2 separate regions of the Homo sapiens genome follow, and region 2 is linked to region 1. A link is a loop called in an ENCODE intact Hi-C map of the cell type or tissue named here. Cell type or tissue: Calu3. All regions are shown on one strand. Region 1 overlaps LAMA1 (laminin subunit alpha 1). Region 2 has its middle 54 kb from the start of LRRC30.

Region 1 (2,500 bases):
GGTGAGTCCCAGGACAGGGAGGACGAGGTGACCTCAGCACCTCAACACTGCACAGGAGACCCTTCCGACGTGGCTGCTTCCCACCTATCAGCCCGAGACCTCCCCTCCCTGTCTCTGTCTTTTCCATTCTGGTCACTCTCTCTCCAGTGTCTACCTCGGGCAGGGCCTGCCTACTTGCCTGGGCCCGTCTTCCCACGCTGGTCACTCTTCTTGGGGCTCTTCTTCCCATCCTTCAGGTCTCAGATGAACAGCACCCCCTTCAGGAGGCAGCCCGGGCCACCCTGGGCTGATGGGCCTGCCCGCCTCCGTGCCTTCAAGTGCAACCCCCGACAGTCATTCATCGCCTTGACCTTCACAGTCCTGTCCTGTGGCCGCTAACCACACATGTCTACCAAATGCTGGAGATGTGGCTGATGCAAGCGAAGAACCAAATCTCTGAGTTTAAATTTAAATACTGAAGCGGTTTTGTCAATGTGGATGCCAATATTAAAGAAAATAATTTTTGGTACAGGACGGAAAAATTTTAAATATGTTTGAACTACCTTTTCAATTGTAAATTTTCTGTAATCTACATGTAGATCAAGTATTTCTGAGGAAAATGTAGCATCCTAATTGAGCTGGGCTATAAAATATACACTCAATTTTGATGACTCAGTACTAAAAAAGAAAGTAAATATTGCTTAATACTTTTAAAACCTGATCACATGACAAAATGCTTATTTTTAATATATCAGCTCAGATAGAATGTATTATTAAAATACATTTCACCTACTTCTTTTTACTATTGAAAAATGTGACTACTAAAAAATTTTAAATTACATGGGTGGTTTACATTGTATTTCTGTTGGACAGCAGTGGAGTGAAAATATAATAATATATTATATTATATAATATATATTATATAATATAATAATATATTATATTATATTATATATATTATATATTAGAAAATATAATAATAATTGGTTTATTACTAGTAATTATAATAGCTGCCATTTATTTCATGTCTAGAACTTTAAATGTTACCGCACTGACTTCTCAGAAAGGCCTTGATATACACATATAATTATGTCTATTTTATGAATAACAAAATAGTGGCTCAGAGAGGCTAATAAATTAGCCCAATGTCACACAGTTGGTCCTGGAATAAAACTCACATTAGTCGAGACTCCAACACCTGGATCCACAGGTATGTTTTCCCCCCATACCATCATCATGTGTAGCTTCCCAGTAGACTTGAATCACAATTTCCCAACTACCTGTCGCAGTTCTTAGTACAGTGTCTGGGAAATACCGGACACTTAATAAACAATGAATGAACGGAGGAATGAATCACCAAGGCTTGCAGTAATGATGAAAAGAAATGACATGAAAATGATAAAAACATTCTACAAATCGTGAAGCCTTGTAGAAATGCTGTTATCATAATTATCCTGGTATGATAGCCAGTCAAGGTGGCCACCTGCTGGAGATCAGCTTGATTGGCCCAGGGCCATAAAACATTTCCAATCTCTCCACGTGTGCCTGGGAAAGTATGTTTTCTGTACAGCTGGTGCCCTCTTGTGTCCCCATGTCGTAGTACCATAGTATGACTGGCGTTTATATGAAATACTCAAAATAATTTATAATTGCCACTTTTGTTCTTTCACTCCTTCAAAATCTGAGGGCTGAATCATCCCTCCGGCCAGGTCATCTGCTGTGCAGGAGAATCTAGTTTTCTCCACGATCCATAATTTCAAGGATCGAATTCAGCAGAGTGCCATAGGGGTCGGGCAGTTCTGGCACAGAGGGCTAAGATGCACCACACGGTGCTTTACGCAGTTTCTGGGGTTACAGTCTTACCATTTCCCACCCTTCATCTTGGAATCCCATCTGCCTCGTGCAGCCTCTGAAGCATCTCCCTTACGAATGTGACAGGCTCTGAGCTTCCCCACTTTCATTTCAGTCACGGGGAGCAGAGCCGGAACTCTGTCAAGTCACACTGGCCGCTCGGGTGGCAGGCTGCATCTTTCCAGGCCACTGACCCCTATGGGTTATGACTAACCAAGCTCAGGATAGGGTAGCTAGGGAAGAACTGGGTCGTGGGTCTGTATTTGATCAGAGACCCAGCATTAATGCAAGTAACCCCTCAAGAGAGTGTGACCTCCTAGGCGGGGCCCTGTGTGACACATGTGACTATACGGTTGAAGACTTCCTATGGCAATAAACAGCTGACCTGACTTCACGCTCACGCACTCACCGCGGCAGTTCTTGGCTGTCACAGCGTCCCCATAGAACCCGTCAGCACACCTTTCACAGTGGGCGCCATCTGTGTTCCCCAGGCACTTCAGGCACTCCCCGGTGACTGAGTCACAGTGACCAGCCTCCGAGGGGTCCACGTTGCCGCTGCAGTCACAGGGAACACAAGATTCGCCAGGCACTGTTGGGTTTCCATAGTAACCATCTGCACATCTGTATCAAAGATTGAAAGTGGGATCAGACAAATGCAGTTACTTAAGGC
Region 2 (2,500 bases), 160 kb after region 1:
CTCAGCCTCCCCAATAGCTGGGATTACAGGTATGTGCCACCACACCCAGCTAATTTTGTATTTTTAGTAGAGACTGGGTTTCTCCATGTTGGTCAGGCTGGTCTTGAATTCCCAACCTCAGGTGATCCGCCTGCCTCAGCATCCCAAAGTGCTGGAATTACAGGCGTGAGCCACCGCGCCCGGCCCACATTTCTCGTTCTGATCTACCTTCCCCACTTCCAAAATGGTCTAGTGACTGCTATGGGACGTGACTTCCAGCGGAAAGAAGTGAGAAATCCATTAGTTAAACGTTTTCGACAAATCATCCTCCTTACCTTCAAGTGAGACTGAGGATACCCACAGATAGGCCTGGAAACTGAGTTGAGGAAAAAGGAGGTTGATAAAAAATGGAGCGTGCAGGAGCAAACACGGGGACCCCGAGAGCAGATGTGCTCCAAGAAGATTCTAGAATTGGGGGAAGACATCCAAATGCTGCTGAGATTCTGCAGTTACAAAACGGGTTTATCTAGCCAACAAAAATTCATCTGTCAGTATTCATATAACCTTCCTTACACCCCCTGGCTGGTGAGGGCTGGGTATAACCAGGATTTTTTGAATTGGATTGAAAAAGAGAAAAAAGTAAAAAGTAGGCCTTGTTGATTGACAACATTTTCATGGCCGTTTATTCTTTAATAAGCAGTTTTGGGGCCATTCATCATGTAACTCTTAACCTACTCTCCCTTTCAACTTTAATGAAATGTGTTCCTTGTATGGAATTTTCATAATTTTACTTTCTCTGTTAGAGAAGTTGTTAGGATTTGATGATGAGCTGTAAGCCAGCTGAATATTCTTCAGAAGTTTTCAAGGTATCTGATTGAGTTTATCAGCTTTTTTTTCCTAGCTGCTTTGCTGTCTCTCTGAATAAGCGCTTACAGAGTTCTTTCATAATTGTGCCAAGTATGAAATGATAATGAACCACTCCTAATCAGAAAGTAGCTTCACAGACCAGGCAGAGGCCAGCACTGGTTTACTGAGTAATGAAGGACCAACAGCTCCCCTTAGCGACATAATGGGGGTAGTACCTGCTCACACTAGCTAACAGGAACCCTGTGAAGGGAGCACAAATTCAGATTTAAACCTCATTTTATTGCAGATTTTTACAGGCAGAATAAAAAACTGTAGGTGAAAATATTAATTATCAATTAGGAAGAAGTTACATAACATATTGGTTATTCTTTTTGTAACTGAAAGACTTTATACTATCATGCATACATTTAAATAATGAAATCTGAATAAACACAGATAAAAGTGAATCTAATTATCTTAAAACACTCACTCAACATCAAAATATAATCTCCAGGGTTTATTAAAAGAATAGCTTATTTTGCTAGACTACTGGTAAGAACAAAATATTATTGTGTCCGGAATTGGTGGGTTCTTGATCTCACTGACTTCAAGAATGAAGCTGCGGACCCTCGCGGTGAGTGTTACAGCTCTTAAGGTGGCGCGTCTGGAGTTTGTTCCTTCTGATGTTCGGAGTTTCTTCCTTCTGGTGGGTTTGTGGTCTCGCTGGCTCAGGAGTGAAGCTGCAGACCTTGGTAGTGAGTGTTACAGCTCTTAAGGCGGCGCATCTGGAGTTGTTCGTTCTTCCCGGTGGGCTCTGGGCTCGTGGTCTCGCTGGCTTCAGGAGTGAAGCTGCAGACCTTTGTGGTGAGTGTTACAGCTCATAAAGGCAGTGTGGACCCAAAGAGTGAGCAGTAGCAAGATTTATTGCAAAGAGTGAAAGAACAAAGCTTCCACAGTGTGGAAGAGGACCCGAGTGGGTTGCCACTGTTGGCTCGGGCAGCCTGCTTTTATTCTCTTATCTGGCCCCACCCACATCCTGCTGATTGGTAGAGCCCAGTGGTCTGTTTTGACAGGGTGCTGATTGGTGCATTTACAATCCCTGAGCTAGATACAAAGGTTCTCCACCTCCCCATCAGATTAGTTAGATACAGAGTATCCACACGAAGGTTCTCCAAGGCCCCACCAGAGCAGCTAGATACAGAGTGTCAATTGGTGCACTCACAAACCTTGAGCTAAACACAGGGTGCTGATTGGTGTGTTTACAAACCTTGAGCTAGATACAGAGTGCCGATTGGTGTATTTACAATCCCTGAGCTAGACATAAAGGTTCTCCAAGGGCCCACCAGAGCAGCTAGATACAGAGTGTCGATTGGTGCACTCACAAACCCTGAGCTAGACATGGGGTGCTGATTGGTGTGTTTACAATCCCTGAGCTAGACATAAAGACTCTCCACGTCCCCACCAGACTCAGGAGCCCAGCTGACTTCAACCAGTGGATCCCCCACCGGGGCCACAGGTGGAGCTGCCTGCCAGTCCTGTGCCATGCACTCGCACTCCTCAGCCCTTGGGCAGTCGATGGGACTGGGCACCGTGGAGCAGGGGGAGGCGCTCGTCGGGGAGGCTCGGGCCGCACAGGAGCCCATGGAGTGGGTGGGAGGCTCAGGCATGGCGGGCT

The links. Peaks named below come from ENCODE experiments on the same cell type or tissue, not always from the same donor. Only the 100,000 strongest peaks of a DNase experiment are listed, where the experiment ranks them.
Region 2: a loop joins it to region 1, with 5 times the contacts of the local background. A loop is called at or near these places in 37 of 110 quality-filtered maps.

Annotation. Positions count from the first base shown.
Region 1 is chr18:7,020,925-7,023,424 of GRCh38, forward strand. It overlaps LAMA1 (laminin subunit alpha 1), which reads right to left. Exons shown (of 63, transcript NM_005559.4): 19 at 2,240-2,451. Among named protein-coding and RNA genes, the nearest start is that of LINC00668, 92 kb to the left of the region's middle. In Calu3, a CTCF peak has its summit at 1,499 (motif pointing left); a DNase peak (open chromatin) is centred at 1,517.
Region 2 is chr18:7,176,291-7,178,790 of GRCh38, forward strand. No RefSeq gene overlaps it. Among named protein-coding and RNA genes, the nearest start is that of LRRC30, 54 kb to the right of the region's middle. In Calu3, CTCF peaks have their summits at 1,013 and 1,213; a DNase peak (open chromatin) is centred at 1,021.